Linked DNA regions of Mus musculus: all the other regions are linked to region 2. The links are chromatin loops, found by intact Hi-C in ENCODE. Cell type or tissue: left cerebral cortex. All regions are shown on one strand.

Region 1 (8,000 bases), 1.7 Mb after region 2:
AATCCACTTGAAAGCAGAAAACCGTGTTAGAAAAATCTCATCGGTGTTCATCAAACATGCCAATAAATATCTGCTGTCTTTCATATTTTCTTTTTTGAGGCAACGTCTTGGTAGTCTTGGTATGCAGCTGTGACACATAACCCTTAGGTATATCATCATTAGTATTGGGTTGTCATCAATGCCAGACACTTTATTTCTGATTTTGGATGTCTGGCACTGTCATTAGAGAAGCTTTAGGTAATTAAGTCACATGGTTGTTTTCTTGCTCATTCTGGGCTGGTATGTTAGTTCTTGTAGCTGCGGGGTCTCCAGTTCATAGAACACTGTCACTAGGCTGTTACCTAGACACTCATGTGTTCTCTACCTTCAGTGGTATATGTTCAGAGAATACGTGGTTCACCAGTATCTCACGGGGTTTTTTATTTTTGCTTTTTTGATACTGGGTCTCATGTAGCCTAAGCTGGCTTCAAACTTGCTGTGTAGCTAAGGATGACCTGGAACTTGTAATCTTCTTTCACTTCCAGTTGTGGAATTACAGACATGAACTCTTGTGCCTCATGGTGAAGTGGAGGCTAAATGGGAGAGAGACTTTAAGTTGGATATATACAGTGATTCCCTTAAAGTGGTAGGGATATAAAGAGAGGCTCCGAAAGGCAAGTGAGTGAATGAACACACACATCCCACTGTTCCTTACTGTGCTTTCCTTTAGACTACTGCCGATCTGTTTGTTTTTTTGTGGAGGAGAGGGTAGTGATTTGAGAGAGGGTCTTGTATAGGTTAGCCTAAAACTCTGTAGCTGAGGCTAGCCTTGAACTCCTCATGATCCGCCTGCTACCATTTCCTCCATAACTGACTTACAGGAGTTAAGACCTTAGCTTGAAATTTTAAAATGGCGATGCTCCTAGTTTGTCAGAGGTAAAACTTTTAATACTGTATATTATGATTGTGTGTGTGAGTATGGGTGTACATGGAGAGATCAGAGCACAACTTTCAGGAGTCCAGTCTCTTCTGCCTTTGCATTTGTTTTAAAGATCACACTCAGCTCATTGGGCTTGTGCAGCAAGAGGTTTTCCCTGCTGAGCTATTTTTAAAAGTACTTATTTTGTTTTCTGTGTAAACCCCTGACTGAGTGTGTATATATATGAACCACTTCTGTGCTTGGTGCCCATCGAGGCCAGAAGGCAGTGTCAGAGTCCTTTGAACCAGAGTTACAGATGGTTGTGAGCTACCATGGGGGTCTGGAAATCAAACTCAGGTCCTCTGTAAAAAACAAAACAAAACAAAATAAAATAAACATACTTTTAACTTCTGAGTCATCTCTTCAGCCCTGTCTTTAGTTATCTTGGCAGTACAAGAATAAAATTTTTATTAAAATTTAAGGGATCATAGTTGGTATAGTTAGACAGATCATCATGTCTGTTTGGTCCATGATTATGGATTCCATATTCTCACTGTGGTTCAAACACATTTGGGGAAAAATTTTCAATATAACTGAACAGGTACAAACTTGTTTCACATCAGCATTCCTAAACCATATATTGAGACATGTTTATGAACCATTTTTCTTGTACTAGTGTCATAAGTAAGTGAGAACTGGTTTCAGTGCATAGTATACCTTTATGAAAGCTTGAGCAACACCTCAATACCAAAAGATGATTGTGTGTGAGGAGTTTAAATAGGACCCTGAGTTTTATTGGTAGACAATCCAAGGAAACAAATTCCATGCAAGGAAAAGTACTTCATTGTTGACCTCTATCTGTTAGTGAAATAACAGCCCATGTAGAAGGAGAACAAGACACCAGTAACATATCACATTCAGTTTCACTTGTGGATGATGTAGGATGAGGAGATTAGTGTAGCAAATACAGAAACACAAATGTGTTGCTACGTGCTACTTGTGGATTTCAGAAATACTGGGTAGAGGTTGTCGGATTACTCATCGGTGTGCTGGGTTTGCTGATAAATTTCAGAATATGAAGGAGCAAATGAAATTACACGCATACAAATCGGGAAATGACCGTCTTATAATTCTAGGTAGCCACTTTGGATGCTCAGATTGCAGACGATGAGGAGCTACAGAAATACTCGAAGGTAGGCTGGGCTGAAAGTGCTGCTCTGCTTCATTGTTGCTGAGCTTTCTTCACGTTCTTGCTGAAGAAGCTGAGTGGCGTGGTCTAAAGTCTTCAGACCTGAATCATACACGCGTTCCAGAAGTGAGCAAGGCTCTCAGTAACAACAGATACAAGTGGGTAGATAAGGCTGGGAAGAACATGGAATCCTTATGCTGTTTCCGGAAGCCAAAAGTCCAGGTTTGACTCTGGCACAGTAGCCATGAAGGTGACAGGTGAGTGTGTGAGCGCCTCAGGGGTTGTATGGAGACTTTAGGGAAAGGTTTTCTGCAGTGTGGAACAGAGATGGGCTTTAGGCTTTGAAAAACATAATGTCTGGATATTCAGGGACAGAAAACATGGTTGACCTGAGTTTGTTGGTCTTGACTTAATCAATTTGAATGTAATCACTACAATCTATCTGAATGTAATCACTATTGCTGTGGAGAACATGCAGTTAGTAATTTGGGCAGATTCTGTCTTCTCTTTATAAAATAATTTGTAGTTTTATCCTAGACAACCAGAACCTCACTTATTAAAATAGAGAATCTTTTAAGTGGCCTTCACAATAAATAATAGAAAAGGAAGGATGTTTTTTTCCCAGAGTTTCAGAAACACTGCTGCACTCCTCCATGGACCCTAGCGCTGAGCCCACCTAAGACGCTCCATTCAGAGGCAGTGTTTAAAATGAGTTCTCTCAGGGCTGGAGAGTGGGACCACTGGGTAGGAGCGTGTGCTGCTGTTCCGGAACACCTGCGTTCTAGTCCCAACATCCAGGTTGGGTGTTTGTAGCTTCAGTTCTAGAGGACCTTCGCCTTCCTGTGGCCTCCATGGGTACACACGCGTGCCCGTGCATACACACACACACACACACACACACACACATATAAAAGTAAGTCTTTGAAAGAATGAGTTATCTGTCTCATGTGGCTTTCTTAAGCTAAATATCAATTCAGGTAGTTTTACTGTTTCTTCCTTTGTATGTATGGTATTTTGCCTCCACAATTGTTTGCCATATGTGCTGTTGTTTTAGGGGTGTGTGTGTGTGTGTATGTGTATGATCAGGCCCTATATCATGGTGCAGAGATTAGAGGACAGCTTTCCAGATCTGGTTCTCTCCTGCCACCTTGTGGGAGCCGAGGATTGGACTCCTGTCATTAGGCCTCTATGGAAGCCCCTTTCTTTATATGCTGAGCTGTCTTGCTGGTCATTGTTTTATGGGGTTGGATTCTCAAGGCTGAGAGTGGAGAATATTTCTTTCCTTCCTAACTTAGCTGCATTTTAAGTCAATTCCTAGTAGAGGCCATGTCTGGCTGACCAAGCTCTCCTCAGATTCACAATGTAAAATTAACATTGCTCTTTATAGCCAGTTGTTAATTATTTACAGTGTCATTTTTCTGAGAGCAGTTTTTGATTAATAAATCCATCTAAAGATGTTGGGAGATATTTTATTCAGAGCTGGGGTAAAGCATGTAATAGTTCATCTAAGTGCAGTAGTTACTATTCACAGTTTTTCTAATTAGTTTTAAACCTCCTTTGTCATATAGCTGTAGATCTTTAGAGAACCTTTGGCTTTAAAACATGCCTCACACCAGGCTCAGTACATCACACAGCTTGCCTTTTGGTGTTCCCATGACAAACTGCATAAAGCCAGGATCCTAATAGTCCCTTACAAGCAGAGAGGGACACAAAGCATGTCCTGTGTGTATTTTAAAGAATGTGATTCTGCAGGCAGATGCTATTATCATGCCCTCATTCCCTAGGTCCCTGCTACCAGCTCACCTCTCCCTTCTTCCCCTCATAGCCTCTGTGCAGTAGAGTTGTATCCAGGCAATAACATAAAAAGATGGAAAGACCTTGAGAACCATGTTCTAAAATGCTGCCCATGCATTCAGCTGTTCATTCGTGAGATACTGATATGCACTCTGCCATGTGCTCTGGTATACAATGTGTTCTAGATGAGAACAAACGAGAAAATGATCCTTACATTGTTATATTACTGGAAGAACAACAAGAAAAGTTAGTCATTTAACATGACCTGAGCCTATTAGGCAAGGCAAGTAGATAGAGAAACAAATGCCTAGTAACTTTAGATAGGAAAGGCTTTGTAAAGGTGGGGACATTTAACAGTCTTCACCCCCTATACCTCTGAGTTGTCACTGTGGTGAGTTCCTGCCCTGTTGCTAAGGCTGCTGAGGAATTCTGTTTTCCTGCTTGTGCTTCCTGAGTGACTGAGGTTTCATCCACACATGCTCTGGGTTTAGAAGATGACATTTTAGGGAGGCAATTTAGGACGTGAAATAACCAGCCTAATTTTCCTTGCAACGTAATATGAACAATAAGATTTGGTGGTGGTGGAGCTGGAGTGTACATAGATTTGGCATATGCCTGCATTAGTACAGCTCAGTGATAAGAGGTGGTTTTCTGTCACAGGTTTATGTGCCCAGAACTTTTAGAATATGATCTTTCAAAAGCTCCTCGTCATATATTCTGTTTTTAAGACATTTAATTATTTACTTGATACTGTTTTGTATTAGTGCGCCCTTTCAGTGGAAGAAATGAGAAAAAAGTTTTCCCTCGAATTGCACTAGTCTCTTGATATTTCTCTGTTCCCTGTGTGTCTTTGTGTATTTGTAGCCAGTATGCCTATTTGTTTGCTTATTATGTATGAGGCAAAAAGATGTCTAAGTTTTCCACCTAACATTTCCAATTTTTTTAATACTGATTTTCAAGTTATTACACTCCATAGGATATTTCTCTTTAAGTTACTGGCTTATGATCTAAACAGCATAACTTTTTTTTTTTCTTTTAAAAAAACAACATTTAATTGGGGCTGGCTTACAGATTCAGAGGTTCAGTCCATTATCATCAAGGTGGGAGCATGGCAGCATCCAGGCAGGGATGGCAAAGGCAGAGCTGAGAGTTCTACGACTTCATCCAAAGGCTGCTAGTGGAAGACTGACTTCCAGGCAACTAGGATGAGGGTCTTAAGCCCACACCCACAGTGACACACCTATTCCAACCAGGTCACACCTCCAAATGGTGCCACACCTTCAAATGGTGCCACTCCCTGGTCCAAGAATATACAAACCACCACATTCCACTCCCTGGCCCCCATAAACTTGTTCAAACACATGAGTCTATGGGGGTCATCCTTAAACATAGCATAATGCAAAATGCATTTAGTCCAACTTTCAAAGTCCTCATAGTCTATAGCAGTCGCAACAATGTTAAAAGTCCAGAGTTCAAGGTCTCTTCTGAGATTCATCCAATCACTTAACTGTAATCTCCAAAGCAAGACAGGAAACCAGCTGGAGATTCCAAACTCTGCATCTCCATGGCTGATGCCAAAGCGGTCTTCAGATCTCCACTCCTTTTTCCTCTTTGTTGACTGCAACAAACTGCTTTCTCCTGGACTGGTTCCACTCCCTGTTAGCAGCTTTCCTCACCATGTATCCCATGGCTCTGGCATCTTTAACATCTTTGAATCTCCAAGCAATTTCAATGTTACAGCTTCTTTTTTTAATGTCTGGGATTCCACTTGATCTTTTGGGCTCCCTCCTAAGGGCTGGCATCACTTCTTCAGCTCTGCCCTCTGTAGTACTCTAAGTTCAGGTTGATCCACTCCACTATGACTGCTGTTCTTGGTGATCATCTCATGGTACTGACATCTCTAATACAATGGGGTGTTCCACTCCAACTAGGCTTCACCAATAGCCTCTCATAGGCTCTTTTCATGATGCCAAGCCTCAAATCCTTTGCATTACCCTTTCAGTCCTGGGCTATCAACTACAGCTGAGGCTACACCTTCTCCAATGGCCATCCATGACCTCTCACAGTGCCAAGCCTCAGCTGTTCTTCATGACACCTTCATGCCTTCAAAACCTGTACCATCTGGGTGACTCTTAAACATTACCAAGTTCAGCTACAGCACGAGGTACAACCTTGGCTATCTCTGGAACACAGCTTCTTTGTGCTCCCAGACAACAATTCCCAGAAAATTTCACCTCAGTGATGCTGGTCTCTTTTTAATCATTGCTAATTTTTTAGCTCCAGCTAGCCAGCATCAATTTTCCCAGTAATTCCTTCCATTCTTAACTCTAGAGCCAGATCCACATGGCTAAAGCTGCCAAGTTCTGCTGCTTGCAGGAACTAGAACATGACCCCCTTGTACTATTACATTGTCACTGGCTTTCTGTTTTCCAACTCCTTCACTGCCTAAGCTTGGCTGTCCTGGATCTTGCTCTGTAGATTGACCTTGAACGCAGAGATCAGCATGCCTGTCTCCTGGGATTAAAGATGTGTCAATAGCATGACTTTTAAGATTTTGTGTGTGTGTGTGTGTGTGTGTGTGTGTGTGCGCGCGCGCGTGCGTGTGTGTACAAGTGGAAGCAAGAAGAGGGATTAGATTCTTGGAGCTGGTGTTACAGGTGGTCATGAGCCACCTGATGTGTGTCCTGAGAACTGAACTTGGGTCCTGTGAAAGAGCACCAGGTTCTCCTAACCAGTAAGCCATTCACTCCAGCCCCAAACATAGCTTTTTAAAAATCCACTTATAAACTAGGAGAGGAGGTGCACACCTTTAATCCCAGTAAAACACAGGCATGTAGTCTCTTAGTTCCATGCTGGTCTACAGAGCAAGTTTCAGGATAGTCAGGGCTACACAGAGAAACTCTATTTCAGAAATAAAAACAAAACAAAAACAAAAACAAACAAAACCAAAATACTCACTTATAATTGCACATTTAAATCATAAGTCAGTGCCTTTTCATTTTTCTCCTTACAATATATAAAGAAGATGTTAGCCAATCAAAACCCATTTCACAGCTGAGGTTATGGGAAGCCATATAAGTTGAATGACAGTTGTATTGCTAGATAATAGCACAGACAGGCTGCAGTTTGGTATGCATCACTCATTCCTGAAATATCTACAGTAGAATTCCCACTGTCTGCCATATAACTGTGGTAACATTTGTGGGGACAAACGAATAGGTCTCTGATCCCATGGAGCTCAGAATATGGGACACAAGATCATGTGATAGTTCTTATAGATCCAGAGAACTACTGTTAAGTGAAGAAATTGGGTTGACAGAACTGGGCAAGACTACTTTGTGGTTTTTATTTGTTTTGTTTTGTTTTTTATTCTTTCAAAGATTTAATTGTTGACTTTTAAAGTAGATATGAAGGATAACGTAAGTTGGAAGACAGCATAGAGCCATATGTATGAATACCATGGTAAGCTGGGGAGAGTTGCAGCCCTGGGAGACTGAGGCAAGAGGTTTGCCTCAGGTTCCAGGCGAAGCTTGGATACATAGGAGACCCCCAAAAGGAAGTCAGTCAGTGCTATAATGAAACCCATTACTTTGTATGCTTAGTTAAATAAACAAATGAGGGGGAAAGACCAGCCCATGAGGGTTCAGTAGACCTCTAATTGCCAAGTAGGTATTGCGTAGCCCGGGAAGCATGTGCCAGGCAGTGCAGAGCTGGTCACCTGTCAGTTTCCAGTTGCAGCTCCCATGCTGGCATTTATAGTTTAGTTAAACTTTTATTTTTCAGGTGTAAAAAGTTTAATTATATCCTAAGACTCAACAAGCAGCAATGGATAGGGAAATTGAAAATAATATGTACAGCTTTTAAAAGTAATCTTATTCACCTGTCTTTGAAAAAGTGGTTATCTTTTTTGTTTTCTTACAATACTAATTTTCAAATATAGCTCTATGCTGTCTTCCTACTTCAGTTACCCTCATGTCCACTTTAAAAATCAACAATTAAATCTTTGAACAAAAAACAAAACAAAAAAGTAGTTCTTTTCTCTTCCATGTTGCATTTTTTTTCAACTGATGTATACAAATTTTATTTCTGGGGTGTATAAGTATACAGTGTATAATGTGT
Region 2 (8,000 bases):
ATGATACATTGCTGAAATACTTTAGCAATGAAGACTGGGGCCACTCTTTTGAGTGAAGAACCAGCAAATACTGAGGGTTTTGCTGAGAGTTAAGGAAATATGGACTAGATAATAGACAAAGGCAGTTGTCAACACCAGGCAAGACCATGTACCTAGTTGCAGAAATATAGACTATAATTACCATGAGTGCTTCCATCTTATTCTGTTAAGAACATGTTTGTGCATTTATACACATACATTAAACAGATGTTTGTTTTTCTTTCCTTTATTTCTTTATCATGTGATATAGCACTGCTAATCAGATAATGTCAGTAGTGCGCTGTAAGTATATCTTATCAGATTTAAGTTATGGGACACTGAAAGACTTAGCATCTGTTGAGAGACTTTTTTCCAACTTATCTGAGGGGACAACAGTGGCTTTGCACTTTTGTATAAAGCAGCTATGTCATGTTGGGTTGAAATTATATCAATTATGAAATTGATATAATTTTCCTTTGGAAATTACTCATGAGAGGAGGAGATAAGATTGGGCACAAGCTGACAAGAGCAGGACTTATGATAGTTAATCTTAGCTGTCAAATTTACTGGATCTGGACTCAACTAAGTGGCAGGCTGATAGGCAAACCCACGAGGCATTTTCTTGATCAGGTTATTTAAAGTGGGAAGATGCACTCTAAATGTGGGTGGTACCTTCTGTTGGCAGCCCAGATAAAAAGAAAAAATTATTTCTTTCTTTTTGGCTCATTTGCTTTCATATCTTACTAGAGAGTTTACCCGCCTGTTTCTAAGTTCATCTACCCTTCTGCTGCCTCCACTGTTGCTACCACTGCTGTGGCATTCCTTTTCTGGTATCAGAACTCAGCTTCTCCAGGCTTTCAATTGAGTGGAAGAGCAGTGGCTCTCTGTAAACCCTCGATATCTCAGTATCAGAGTGAGACTTCTAAGGTATCCAGTCCCATTGCAATCAGCAACTATTGGGTTCTCAATATCTACAGTGTTAAGACAGCCACTTTTGCATTATCCCTTACAATATGCCTCCTTTTAAATATATATTGGTCCTTTTCCTCTAAAGAATCCGAATACATACCCACACTCTCACTACTCATCACTTCCGTGATAATTGGAACACACTTTTTTAAGGATTTCTAATCTCCCAGATGCAGGAAAGTCTTCTGTTATAAGCCCAGAGTTTGGCTACAAGATTGAGTCACATCCAAACTCTGCCAGTGACTCTTTATTTTCACTTTGATCATGTTAAATGACTCTTCTCAGCTTCATTTTTTATTTACTTGTTTAAAAATATCTTAATCATGTGTATTTGTGCATGCTGCGTGGGTATGTGGAAGTGAGAGGAGGGTATTGAATGGCTTAGAGCTGGAGTTATAGCTGATTGTGAGGTATCATAGGAACTGGGAATTGAACTTAGGTCCTCTTCAGGAACACTTTTAACAGCTAAGTCATCTACCTAGCCCTTTACATTTTAATGAAATGGGGGAAGATTACACTCCAAAAGGAGACTCGGTGAATTAAAGGAGATTGTGGTAGTTAATCTTGCTTGCCCAGATGATTACATCAGGAAGTTCCTCTGCATGCCTGTGAGCATGTGTCCTAAGATGATGAGCAAACGGGTCAGTGTAAGGCTGAGTGGCACAATTTGCTAAGCTCTGGTACCCAGGGAACAAAAAGGAAGGATGATAGAATTCTATGGTACAGCCACCATTGTACTCTGCTTCCTGGATGTCCTGATGGTATCAGTTTTGTTTGTCACTCTCTTCCACCATAATGAACAGAAGTGTCTGAGACCACAAGACAAAATAATCATTTTCTTAATTAATTTTTTTGAGATATTTGTCACACCAAAAAAAACCCCACCTAATACAATTGTTGAGGATAGACGTAGAAAGATCACATTAAATAGATGTTTTTAACAAGTGATTGTTTATGAAGTTGCCTGATACCACCAATGACACTGATCTCTTTGAGGTTGGAAGTTGTTAATACCTCTGCATTCCCATTGCATGGTTCATGGCTCCTGTCCCATACAACTGGGTGACTGGCTGAAATATACTCTATCCGTTGAGAACTAGTACCTTGTTTGCAAATTAGATGTGTGAGAAATATTAAATATTAATATCTTAAAAATAATAAATATTAGAACCAATTTAAACAAATTTAAAAGGTGGCAATATAAGGAGCTATATGGAGACATATCCTGACTAATTACTACTTAACTTTAAAGTTGCTGAGGCTAAGAATAGTTTGCAGTTGATGGTATACCGCATCAAGGTATTCTGAACTCAGAAAATGAAGAGTAGTCTCTCTGTCTCTATCTCTCTGTCTATCTGTGTCTCTCTCCCCCATTGAGAGTGTGAGTGTGTGTGCGTATGTGTGTGTATGTGTATGTCTGTGTGTGTGTGTGTGTGTGTGTGTGTGTGTGTGTGTGTGTGTGTGTGTGTGTGTGTGCGTGCATGTTTAATGGAAGGTATCAGATTTTTCCAGGGATGAAACCAATAAAAATTTACCTGAAGCAGAAAAAAAAGAGAGAAAGAGAGAGTGACAGAGGAGAGAGAGACAGATTTTGGTGATACTTTACGATAATCACAACTAAGAGTTAAAAAGTTATCACTTTGATGATTGTAACCAAGGTAACAAATGACTAGGGTGGAATAAGAACATAAGTATCATAACTTCTTTGGCTTTCCACAAGAATAGCATTCCATATAGTTCTGTGATCCAAAGAGATGGAGTCAAGATTATTTTTAATTTATGACCCTGACCATATCAGGTCCTTTATCCTCTCATGAGAAGAATGCTAACATTACACTCCACAATTTATGTTTGTGTGGTGACTTCTTTTCATTTGTTTATTAGCATGGTTTGCTTATGAGATTGAACCAGCCTTGTAGCCTGGCATAGTCTCACTTGGTATTACACATTTTTGGATTTGATTTGATAATATTTTGTAAAGAATTTTAAGTGTTTAGTCATAACATTAGCATGCAAATTTCTTTGTAATGTGTTGCTTTTGGTATTTGTGAAAACTTTATGTGGTCCTCTTCTGTACACTAGGAAAATCTGTGTAGAACTATTTTCTTCTTAAATGTGTGTTAGAATTTTCCAGTAGACTGCATCATTGTGAAGGGTTTTCATGTTCTAGGGAGCCCAATATTACCCAGACCAAGTGTTTCCTCCTGAAAAGGAGAGGAAAGATGGGCCACCAGTGATCCTTGCCAGCCTCCATGGCAACAATGTGTTTAGGGGGTCCCCTATTCTTCAGAACACTTCTGATTTTCTCCCTGCCACTTCAGGCCATCATTTCCCCCAAATGAAATCTCAGTCTTTGGAGATAGTGTGGTAAGAGGCTTGAGTTTTAGCCACCATCTTTTACATTTTGAAATCTCACTCATTCCTTCCATATCTAGGCATGGAGACGTTACCTCACTATGTTGTGAGGCTAGAAAAAGGAGTTACTTACAAGACGTCTGACACGGTAGTCAAAACTGATTTTAGGACTTATTAGAGAACACAATTGTGTGTGCGATGCAATTTTATAAATGTATCCTCATAATTGTATAGTGATTGAATCAAGAGATATTGTTATTTCCATTACCTTGACCATTTATCACTTCTATGCATGGGTATACTCAACTCCTCGCTCCCCTCTGTCTTCAAATGTACAATGACTATATAACTCAGGGTGAGGAACCTGAGCACTTACCCTGTATCCCCCTGCATCCCTGTACTCTGGCATCGCAGGCTTTCAGTGAACTCTTCTTCCTTTCTCAGGAAATGGAGCCCCTTTGCTCATTTGAAAGGCTGTTTGCATACTCCTGAACCTGAGAAGTACTTCCTAAAGGGAGTCCTAGACACAGATGAAGCTCTCCATTCTCTGTCTGTCCTCTATTCTCCCTTTCCTCCTTACGCCTTCTCTTCAGACTCCAAGACCAAAGCTTTCACCTTGAAAAGCTTCATTACACATTACAGAGTGGAAATGATTTGTAGATGGGAACACTCTGTTCTAGTATTCCAGCCCTAGCTTCTTGCCAGATTCAAAGAGGACTCTCTTTGTTAGTGAGCCTCCTGAGCCTTCCTGACATGAGCAAAGTAAAGGCAGCTATTTAAATTCTAACTCCAGTCTAGAAGGATAGTTCTTTTTGATTGAAAAAAAAAAAAAAACCATGAGTCAGCTGCTTAGAAAAATGCATCGCTGATGATCTTAGTACATCAGAGCAATTTCATCAGTCTAGAAAGCACATTTTCAGGAGGCAAGACTGGCAGGGCATGAAGGACAGAATATTAATAAAGCTGTCAGAGGTGGTAGTGCTGTTTCAGTTCTGGGCAGCAGAGGGAGCTCTTAGCTCCTAGTTCTTAAATTCAAATTTGGCAGGAAGGCAACCAAAACAGTGTCCTTGGCCTTATCTTGGCAAAGTGAATTTGGTTTACATCACTAGGAAAACTGGAAAAGCAACACTTAGTTAGTTACAACAAGAACAAGTACAACAGGCAAGATTCACCTTGAGAAAGACACTGGTTTATATGTATGTTATGAATTTTAATGTATTTAATTCTCACAACAGTTTGAAGGATAATGTAAGGGTAAGTGTGAGTATAAGGGTTACAATTAGGGTTAGGGATCAGGTAAGTGTAGAGGTTAGTGTAGAAGTTGGGGATAGGGTTGGGGTTGGGGTTGGGGTTTAGAGTAAATGTAAGGGCAAGAGTATGGGTTACAATTCTGGTGATATTAACGAGGTAATATTACTGTGTCCTTTCTGGGGATGAGGAACCTGAGGCTCAGGGATATTAAATGACTTCTCTAAGGTCTCAAAGGAATGAGTAGAGATGGGATTTGAATAGAAGACCTTTGACTCCAAAGTCTTAGCTCTTAATTATGAATAACATTTTATTACATAAACATTCGATCCCATTTCATGTTGCAAACAGTTAATATGTGGTAAGTACTTTTTCCTTCTATTGTCTCACACACACACATGCACGTACGCACACACACACACACACACACACACACACACACACACACACATGAGTTGGGGGGGAAGAGAAGGAGGAGGGAATAGAAAGGAAAGGACTTAGAGAGAAAAGGAAAGTACAGAACTCTTTAGACTGAAAGAATAGACAACTTGTTTTGGGTCTTTAGTTGTTTAAGTATTCTACAGACATTTTATTTCTAGTATGTAAGATCTTATGGTTGTATGCTCTTAACCACTGATGAGTAACATAGAGGGCATGGTAAGTTTGACCCAAGCCCCAGTCTTCTGTCTCTAAGACTAGTACTATCAAATATTCTGTTGTACCCTATAGCCTTCCTCTATACTAAATTTTGCTATGAGAGGTCATGAGGTTCAGACACCACCCTAATCTCACCTCTTCTTGAGCTTTGGTCACTGAGTCAGAAATATAACAACAGCTATTGATTTCATTAAAACATCCTGTTGTGTCTAAAAGATTACATTTCATTGCACTTCTTTTCTGTGATGTTCCTTGAGGTCGGGTCAGGAAATGTTAATACAAATATCCCATTTATGGATGAGCCCTCCTAATCTTCTATTTTCAGAATAGGGCATCTCAGCATCGTTTGTTTCTTACTGGAAGGAGAAGAAGAAGAAGAAGAAGAAGAAGAAGAAGAAGAAGAAGAAGAAGAAGAAGAAGAAGAAGAAGAAGAAGAAGAAGAAGAAGAAGAAGAAGAAGAAGAAGAAGAAGAAGAAAGGAAAAGAAAAAGAAAAGAAGAAGAAAGAAGTTTTTCTCACCAACACTAAGAAAAACACACATCTGTGCTTACAAACATAAATATTTAGAAAGTAATTTAATGACATTACCACTTAGAAAATGACAATACTAGACTCCTCTGAAATGCCTCTAGCTGTACTGGCCATGAGCTCCCTGCTGTGGAACAAGCCTCAAATTTAATCAGTTAATATATTATCTTTATAATAGTCATGACATTATTGCCCTAGTGGATACAATTTGCTTGTCAGGCTAGTATTATAGCAGTGAGCCTTCCCAGATCTTAGGATCGCTTTTTCCAAATTTCTTACTCCTATTGAAGTAGATCTCAGACAGTGAAGTAATTTGCCTTTATCATCGAGATAGTATATTGGAAATCTACAACTTAAGTCCAATTTTCAAAGTTTCTTTTTCTAAATCAGATTCTACTAATACTATGATCTCACCCAGATGTGATTATCGTCCCCTATCTAGCTCCAGGGCAATGTCAGGACTTTATAAATAGGTATACCTACTTCACATGGTAATCTTCTACCATTACATACTACAGTTATTGGAAGACACAAAAATCACAATTTCTTGGTCAGTGTCTCCATTTGAAACACACTTGAAGAGTTGGTGTTCTGAAAAGAGTCTGTGTTTGGAAAATAGTCCTGGTTCTCTCACATGTAAATTGTGTGATGTTAGTCAAATCCTCAGTCTTTTCATCTGCCATATGGGCCTCTCATGTACCTGGTGGTTTGCTGCAATTGTGAGATGATACACATACTATGGGAATAGAACCTAGGGTGTTAGCAAATTCCGGCAGAATCCAGGTCAGTGTGACTAGAAAGAACTTTTTCATATCTATTCTCATTACATAGAAACTGATAACAGTGGGCAATCTTTATCACTAATGTGAATTCCATCTGGGAGAATCCTTTTTCCCTACATCAGAACTGATCAACAGGACCTCATGACCCAGCTCTGTCCTGCTATGAGCTCATAGGAACAGATGGAAAATGGGCTGGGCAGATGGAAAAACTCCATTTTCTGACAAGAATTATTTATTTGTGAAGTTGGAACCACTTGGAGTGACTATTTTGTATTAAGAAGATGAAATATAGTTATATTCACAACGGGGCCATGGAATTAACTAATGCACTCCGACTACTAGTGTCCCTGCGAGACAGAGAGAAGGAATGATAATGGGGCTTTTAAAAATGGTCGGATCCACCCCATAATCAGCTTCCAAATGCTGACACCATTGCATACACTAGCAAGATTTTACTGAAAGGACCCAGATGTAGCTGTCTCTTGTGAGACTATGCCGGGGCCTAGCAAACACAGAAGTGGATGCTCACAGTCAGCTAATGGATGGATCACAGGGCTCCCAATGGAGGAGCTAGAGAAAGTACCCAAGGAGCTAAAGGGATCTTCAACCCTATAGGTGGAACAACATTATGAACTAACCAGTACCCCTGAGCTCTTGACTCTAGCTGCATATGTATCAAAAGATGGCCTAGTCGGCCATCACTGGAAAGAGAGGCCCATTGGACACGCAGACTTTGTGTGCCCCGGTACAGGGGAACGCCAGGGCCAAAGGGGGGGAGTGGGTGGGTAGGGGAGTGGGGGTGGGTGGGTAAGGGGGACTTTTGGTATAGCATTGGAAATGTAAATGAGCTAAATACCTAATAAAAAATGGAAAAAAAAAAAAAAGAAATAGCCACTGTGACAATTATGTACAATATGATACCAAATTTGCAGTCAAATATGAAAACTAGCCTAGAAATACAAATTCTGTGGTACAACCATAATTGTGGGTACTTTTAAAGGGTACGGCAAAATATCTTTGAGTTGAAGAGCAGCCTGGGCAGTGTAGTGACAGTAAATGTCTGTCCGTCTGTCTCTGTCCCTCTCTGTCTACCTCTCCCCCCACCTCTCTCCATCCTTCTCCCTTTCTTCCTCTCCCTCTCTCCTCTTCTCTCTTCCCCTGCCCCCATTCTCCCATTTCCCCCACACACACCTCAAAAAAAAGACAAAAAAAAAAAAATGGTCCAAACACATAAATTATTTACTCAGTGTGTGACAACCATTCCCTTGAAGCTATTTCTGCTGATGGTATTATCCTTCATGCCCTTCCTATGAAAGACACTGCTTTTTGTGACTGAGTTATTACAGAACATGAACATTGCAAAACACATAGTTACCATTAGAAGACCTGTTTAGCATTGGCTGCTATGTGTGTTACTTTCCATGCCTAATATCTGTTAGTTGTG
Region 3 (8,000 bases), 93 kb after region 2:
ACAGAATATAGATATGCAAGATTTTTAAGAGGCTCTTAATAGGATTTTCCCATCTGTTGCATTTACTACTTTCAAATAAAGGAAATGCTGTTTACTGTTTATATCTACTCACAGCACATATCAAAAAAAGTTACCTACTTATGTCTGTTATTCTTCGTGTTATTATCTCTAGAGGGGTGTGAATTGGTGTGCATTGCATGTGATGTGGGCTTTGCTGATACACAGTTGACATCTCCTTTGGATTCAGCTGCAAGATTCATCCCTAACCATGAGCTTTCCTGTCACAGCAGGCTGCAAGGCAATACAGTGCTTGAAAAATAAAGTCCTTCAGGCAAACCTTATATGCCCCAGTACAGGGGAACACCAGGGCCAAAAAGTGGGAATGGGTGGGTAGGAGAGTGGGGGGGGGGTATGGGGGACTTTTGGGATAGCATTGGAAATGTAATTGAGGAAAATACGTAATAAAAATATATTTAAAAAAAGAAAAATAAAGTCCTTGTGTACAATGTGGACACACATTCATATGTACATAGCCTCTGCTGTCTGGTAGTTCGCTATATTACCTCAAAATACTTTGATTTTTCTAGTTGATAAAACAGAGTTGACATGCTTTAACCAATTGGCAGACAAAATGAAAGGAGAAAATAAAAAAAGAGGGACTTAGGGGATCAGAAAAGATGATCTAGGAATCTAATTCTATGAACTAACTGCATTGTGAGCTTGAGTGTCAGTTTCTTAAATTGTCATTGATAACAATAGCATTGTTGTATAACATGTTATGTAAAACTGAGAATCTGGTGTGTGCCAAGTGTTTTACACATGTTTGACTTTCTTGTCTTCATGCTTAACCCTTCCTCTCTCTCCCATCCTTCTTCTCTATTTCCCTCTCTGATAGTGGTAGTAGGGGCTTGTGTTTTTGACACAATCTAAAGGACTGACATAAGGACTTAAACATATTTTCAAAAGTAGCAAGAAAATTTTATGTAAAAGAAAAGAAAGAATACAGGTCAGATATACACTGTTAAGATTGACAGTTGGGCCACCTGAATGAAGATCTTCAAAGATCCTGATTTTATTTTTAACTCCTTTTTATGAGATTCAAGAGTATGAGTTTGTGTGATAGAAGAGGTCAGATTATCATTTTATATAGTACATGTCCTTCCCATAATGCACCTGATTATAATCATATGCATACTCAATTATTCATAGCTATAAGATGGTAAATGGGAGGTGTCTGTAAATGGAATTATAAATTCTTGCTTACCCATATAAAAGACACACAGTCCACGTATTTTATTTATAAACTGTAAGCCTAGATCAGACAGATTTTGGAGCTATTCTAACTAACATCCTAACCATACGTCCCTTGTTAGTTGCTGTTTCTCATGGCCATGTGCTCATGGTCCATCTCCTATCATGGCAGCTTCCTCCTCTCTCTTTCTGTCCTTTCTTCTTTCGCCTTTCTCTACCTGCAACCCAAGCCAGGTAACTGAAAACTTGCCTACCTCTTTTTATTGTCTAATCATAGGCTTTAACGCCACTTAATTTGGGGAGCAATGTTACTTAGCATCACTTGGTGTGCTTGAGGATCTCCTCAATGGGGGCAACCAGATCTTAAGGTACAAAATTTAGCATTTATATACAAGCAGCATCAGAGCAAACTCCTGCAGGGGTCCCCTTAAAAGTTCACATGAAGACTCAGTTTTGTCTTACTATACATTTACCTAAAATCAGTTCAGGCTGGTTGGCTTTGGATGCATTGGGAATATATTGGAGAAGAAACTGTCTAAGTTTGAATTTTAGTAGGGGAGAAAAAGCCAAAAAGCCTATTATATTTTTCAGAGATGAGTGCACTTATAGCCTAGTGGAGGTAGGGCACAAGGTTATTAGGTGAATTGTTAGAAAAGGGGTATGTGTGTAGAATGCAGGCAGGTAAAGGAGTTTGGTTATTGAGTGCATGCTTAGAAGATGGGGTGTGCATAGCCCAGTTGAAACAGAGTTCCATGAACTATGCCCATGCTCTATGCCTACCTTCTTCATTCCCTTTTTTCACCTATTTAACACACACACACACACACACACATGTGTATGTATGTATGTATATGTGCATACATAACATACATATATACATGTATTCTGCCAGTTGCTAGTACATGCAAAGAAAATATACCTTGTCTAGTTCAGAAGAAGTGGAAGAGGCGATTAGAGTGTGATTATAACCTGAGATTTACATATACCTTCAGAACTAAACTGACATGTAACACTTAGGGTATTAATTCAGAAGAGGGTTTATTTTTTTTCCTCCGTGGGTGGAGAAAAGTTGCAGAAGGAAAAGAACAAAGTTGCTTTGTATGACTGGGACTAAAGCTAAAGTAAGAAAAAATTGTTTATTTAAAATCTCAGTCTCAGGCACCCTACTCTATATATTGCTGGGGAGTAATTATGGAAAATATGTCCGAGTCTGTGAAATACAGTAACACATGAAACACTTGCTTAGACAGCAGGTGATTGTCACTCAACAGAGAAGTGATGGGAGATCGTCTACATTGGCATGAACCCTAGTGTGGCTTCCATGCTCTGAAGGTCAAAAGAAAGGCAGCTCTATGGTCATCTCCCAAGAGAGATGTACTTTAAGCTCTTTGGACAACAGCATCCTTAAGAGGTAACTAATATTCTCCTTGATAGCCTGCTCATCTGAGACTGGCAAGACAGTACTATCCTCAAGATTTTTTTCTTGATATTCTCAAGAGAGAAAAATAAAATCTACAAAATTAGAGAAGTGATATCTTGGTGAGAATGAGCCAGATACACAGTGGGATATTTTGGGATATATAAGATGAAATGTCTTTACTATCAGATGCATCAATTCTCATTAAGGTTCTGCTAAGAAAGCCCTCAGAAACTGGGTAAAGAAGGAAATAAAGATGCATAGTTGTCTCTGTTGTCTGGGTGAGTCCTTTTTATTTCCGTTAAGACAGTACTGGCATTCTTCATTTTAATGGACTGTCCAGAGGACTGCAGGCCATTTAGAATTCCTAGCACCTAGGAACTAGCATGCAGAAGTGTGAAGCATTTGTTGTAGTATTTCAAATACTGATCAAAGGACTCTCACTGAGTATTGCTGTGTTGGCTGAGGGCCAATGTTTCTATGGGGACTCATGTAGCTTCTGCATAACAGACCTTTTCTATTTGTGTGCCCAGCACATGTGACTGAGTGTTTCTTTTTCTTTGGTGCTTAGTGCCCTTGGCATCTCCCAGGCAGGAGACCCACTTAACAACCCTATTATTCTTGCTAGGACAATCAGACTCCCTAAGATAATTTCTGTATTCACTTGAGTGATTGGACTTTGCTCTTTAATACCACCAATGTCTTGGTCCCTGCTCAATAAATAATAAAGATCACATTTCTGATCTTCCTAAAACTGAGTTCATGCCAGGGGTATGGTCAAGTCTAAAGAACAGACTTCTTTGAGATTTGGTTTTAGTGAACAGCTTCTTAGCTCAGAGAAGCAAGAATTTGCAGAATAAAATACCAAAGGTAGGTGTTTTCTTTAAGATTGTGCCATTGTCCCCTCGTCCAGACAAGGTCAGATATGTGTTCAATATGGATATTACTTTTCATGTTACTGTGAAAAAAAAAAAGCCAAACTGAAGCAACTTAAGGGAAGAAGAAAGGTTTTATTTTGGCTATCAGTTTGAGGATAGTATCTTCTATGATACACATAGTGTCATGGCCACAAGAGTTGAGGCAGATGGCCCCATTTCATCAGCAGCCTGGAAAGAGATGTGAATGCAGGTCATAGTGGTGTTTTGCCTTGTTATTCAGTGCAGATGTCTAGCCTCTCATCTCAAATAGCTGACACTAGAAACTCCCTCATAGAAATGTCCATCAGTTTATCTGTAATGTGATTGTAGATTCTCTTATATGGACAGTCAATGCCACATATCCTTATCATACCACATATCCTTATAAGCATTAAGTGCTCTCTCCCGCTGGGGGACTATGACTATGCCGTGGGTAGAAAAGGATATGAGAGTGGGACAGTTTTTCTCCACAATGTGACAAACAAGTATAGGCTAAAGACAAAAACTGTTGCCCCTTTAATGCATTGTATATGGCTTCATTGACTGTCATAATTGATTATTTTCTATTTTATCATAAACTTAAGTCAAGTGATCTTGGAAAAATGGGGATCTTACCTAGGCTATCCTGTTGGTACATTGCAGAGCCTAAATTTGAACTCGACTTGGCTTCAGTCTAAGTGCATTGTGTATATTACTGCATATAAGTATTCTTGTATATTTCCTTATGTATACATATGCATACATATAGGTATGAATATTTGATATATTACATATAAATATTAATATATGTCCATGAATGAATATAGACACCTAGATGGAGCATTTAGTTTTCATTTTCCTCCAAGTTTTGTCTCTTTGCATTGGAGATTCAGATAACATCACATCACAAACTCTTTAATAAGATATCAGGTGCTTAATTCCAAATACACATTTCATGTACCATTTAACATTTGTTTATATTATATTAACAGGGATGCCCTAGCAATGTTCCACAAACCATGTGGCATAAACAAAAATTTTTGTTTCAGTTTTTGAATCTTGAAGTCAAAATTCAAGGTATGGATTTGATTTTTCATTCTGCATCCTACACATAGACACATTCTCATTGTGTGCTCACGTTCCTGGAGTATCTCAGTTTAAACACTCTTTTCTTAAAGAGCAGCAGTCATAATGGATGAGAATGTACTTGGTGTCCTCACATTGGCTTAGCTCTCCTTCTTAATTCCTCTCACCTGCATAGCCAGATTTTGTGAATAGGGTTTTGCTTCTTACAATTAAAAATCAAAACACCCTCTGCTTAAACCAGCAGCAACGATGCTGCCAATTCTAATCTAGACCACTTGGTGGCAGTAAAGCAGAAATGTCTGCAGACAAAGTAGAAACCCCTTCAGAACTGTAATACATTTTATAGACCAAGACAACTGCAGTTGTAAAACATTATCGTGTATCAATAGGCATATTTTCTGATCAAATCTTTATAAGGCTCAAATAGGCTCATAAATACTGAGCTCTCTGGTTTGGCTTACTCATGTTTCATGCTTCCGTTTAAGATATTTTGGAGGGGTGGAAATCTAGCAAATGGTTGAAATATCAAAGCAATATGCCACTGCCAATTTGTTTTCCTGCAATCGAGGGAAAATATATGTGCCTCGATTAGAAACACGACCCAAACAAGAAGAATCTGCCACATTCAAAACTGAGCTCATTTCACATGCAAAGCACAGCCCAGGCTGGAGTAAACCAAGAGCTAAATCGTTTGCTACTTGATTTTTGTAAGTAAGCTCCAATTTCTATTTCCACAGGGTATCATTATGCAGTGGATTTTCTTTCATAAATAGTTATTGCCTGATGATAAAATCAGCCTTGATGATAAACACTTAAAATCACATGGCAAAGGGTGTCAGCAAAGCAAGCTTTCCTCAAAACCTTAGTCATGTGTTCTTGTTCGAAAGAAGACTAGACAAATGTGCAGTATGTACACAATGGAGTTTTATTCAGCTATGAAAAAAAAGAATGAAACCACCTTATTTCCACACAAATGGATCAAACTAGTGATCATTGTGTTAAATGAAATAAGCCTGACACAGACAGGCAGGCATCATATTTTCTTTCATATGCAGAATCTAAATTAAAAAAAAAAAAAGGAGGGCCGGGCTTGGTGGCCACGCCTTTAATCCCAGCACTCGGGAGGCAGAGGCAGGTGGATTTCTGAGTTCGAGGCCAGCCTGGTCTACAAAGTGAGTTCCAGGACAGTCAGGGCTACACAGAGAAACCCTGTCTCAAAAACAAAACAAAACAAAACAAAACAAAACAAAACAAAACAAAACAAAACAAACAAGAAAACTGACATGAAAGAAGAAAAGAGACCACATGGGAAATGGAAGGATACCGGTGGAAGGGAAGAGGTAATGAGAAGGGTATGAACAAAGGATATAATGTCCATCTATGAAAGTAGCATGATGAAACTATGTCTTAGGCAATTAAAAATTAAGAAGAAAAGAAAAAAGAAGAAGACTGTGTTGGTTTATGACTGCCCCAACACATCAACGCTGCGACAGAGACCTGGGGATTCAGTGACCTGCCAAGAAATATATACCACTGTTGAGTGGGCTGCCAGCTGGTGAAGTCAGACTTCCCACTAAACGGTGTTCGGCTGTGGAATCTATTCATTTGGACCCATTCACCACTCACTGCCTCTGGAGCTGGTGAGTGGCCAAGCCTGCTCTGCTCTTATTTTGGGCTTGTGCACAGTGGTCATCTTCGAAAAAGACTATGCTTCAGAGAAAGCTCTATCCACACTGTGTGAGCTGCTTGTGTTCCATTCGTACCTTCAGCACATGGGGGCTACTTACATTATCCTAGCAGCTGAGGATTTTGTGCCCTGCAGTCAGTTCCCTAGATTTGGCCCAGGCTTGTCTTTTACCTTCGATTGATCTGTTGTTTTTATGTGGTCCTCTGACTTCTCAACCTGGCAAAAGTTTGTTGAGTCTAGGTTGAATGGAGCCTCCTGCATGTTACCATAATGCCTTGTCTAGGTACTTTCCCAATGAAGGATCAGTCCTTTGCTTTTCATTATGCTCAGGCCAGAAAATAAACCTGCTATATTACTGGGTGTTACACAAATGACCCTTAATTAACCTCTGTGATAGGAGAGAATGATCCTATCTCTTCCCTTCACAGAGTGCTTCTCATTTTAAATAGGGTAAATTTATTCAAGAAGCATAAATAACATGCAGTATATAATATTTGAGGCAAATTATGTTATATACTTGTACTTATTTTTAAGAACTATCCTCTTAATATATGCATGCATATATTATAATTATGTATATTAGCTATGCATTTTTACCTTTAAGATATATACACATAATTGTTTATTTTGCATTAATAATAATTACAAACATCCTGCTATGTACCAGGTGATATATAAGGTCTTTTTACATATTTGGCATGACTTAAAAATCTTTAATACAAGCTATTCTAATAATATAGAAAAATTAACTGCATTTCCATACAGTTCACTCCCATGCATATTTCTCGTAGAATCCATTGTCTTTTGACTCTGCAGAGCTATCGGGCATGTGAGGGCATGTGACTTGCTAAATGGTGGTGAGCTAGTGGTAGAATCTGAGACTTCAGACTTTACCCAGTTTGCTCCCTTTGGCCCCACAGAGACCATCTGTATAAGACCTTGTTTTCATGCAGCCAGAGCAGTGCCACATATTTCCAGATTCCATGAGGCCTGTGCGCTCTATTGGCTCTGTTTATACTGACAAGCATATTTATTTGGCAGCTGCTTAGGATCTATAAGAACAGATGCTAACTTGTGGAGTTAGCTAGTTCACAGAGCCTTAGTCCTGTGACTTTAACTACTGCAAAAGTTTAGAACTAGGAAGTGAGGATTTTGTAATGAATTTTTTTTGTAATTCATTTGTTTGCATGCAAAAAGCTCAAGTGGCTTTTTGCCTAAGCCATATTGCTGTGCATTTGTCAAAGAAGATTGTCATTTCCAATTTGGATAAAGCCCTTTTGTCAGAGAAATCTAGCCACCAGAATTTATTGAGAAATGTATTGAAACAGTTTAAAAATGGGAATGACTATATTTCCTCATAACAAGGAGAACCTTTTTGAAAAAAAAAATCAATAATAAGAACAACAACTAATGGTGATAATGTCTTCCCTGACTCATAGGGATATTTAAAAGTAAAATGATGTAATTGATGGGAAACATTTTGAAAACCAAAAGCACCATGCAGCACAAGATATTCTGATTATCATTCCATTGTCCCTAAGCACAAATAAAAGTGAGCCTTTATCTCTCTGAGGACCCAACGTCATCCTTGATAAGTCACATGCATAATTCCCAGAGTTTATAGGATGTTACTGGGACCCTAGGCCCCTGTGCTTATTAGAAT

Evidence for each region. A loop is a pair of places that touch in the nucleus more often than their neighbours do. Peaks named below come from ENCODE experiments on the same cell type or tissue, not always from the same donor. Only the 100,000 strongest peaks of a DNase experiment are listed, where the experiment ranks them.
Region 1: it touches region 2 in a loop (3-fold over the local background); 6 of 42 quality-filtered maps call a loop at or near these places.
Region 3: it touches region 2 in a loop (3-fold over the local background); 3 of 42 quality-filtered maps call a loop at or near these places.

The regions. Positions count from the first base shown.
Region 1 is chr4:98,441,717-98,449,716 of GRCm38, forward strand. Patj (PATJ, crumbs cell polarity complex component) reads left to right here. Exons shown (of 44, transcript NM_172696.2): 14 at 2,035-2,091. Among named protein-coding and RNA genes, the nearest start is that of Patj, 50 kb to the left of the region's middle. In left cerebral cortex, a CTCF peak has its summit at 3,255 (motif pointing left); a DNase peak (open chromatin) is centred at 3,236.
Region 2 is chr4:96,701,421-96,709,420 of GRCm38, forward strand. No RefSeq gene overlaps it. Among named protein-coding and RNA genes, the nearest start is that of Cyp2j5, 41 kb to the left of the region's middle. In left cerebral cortex, a CTCF peak has its summit at 4,335 (motif pointing right); DNase peaks (open chromatin) are centred at 4,067 and 4,341; H3K27ac peaks cover 402 bases.
Region 3 is chr4:96,794,650-96,802,649 of GRCm38, forward strand. It overlaps Gm34053 (a long non-coding RNA gene), which reads left to right. Exons shown (of 3, transcript XR_376433.3): 3 at 173-250. Among named protein-coding and RNA genes, the nearest start is that of Gm34053, 11 kb to the left of the region's middle. In left cerebral cortex, a CTCF peak has its summit at 4,925 (motif pointing right); DNase peaks (open chromatin) are centred at 3,118, 4,918 and 5,235.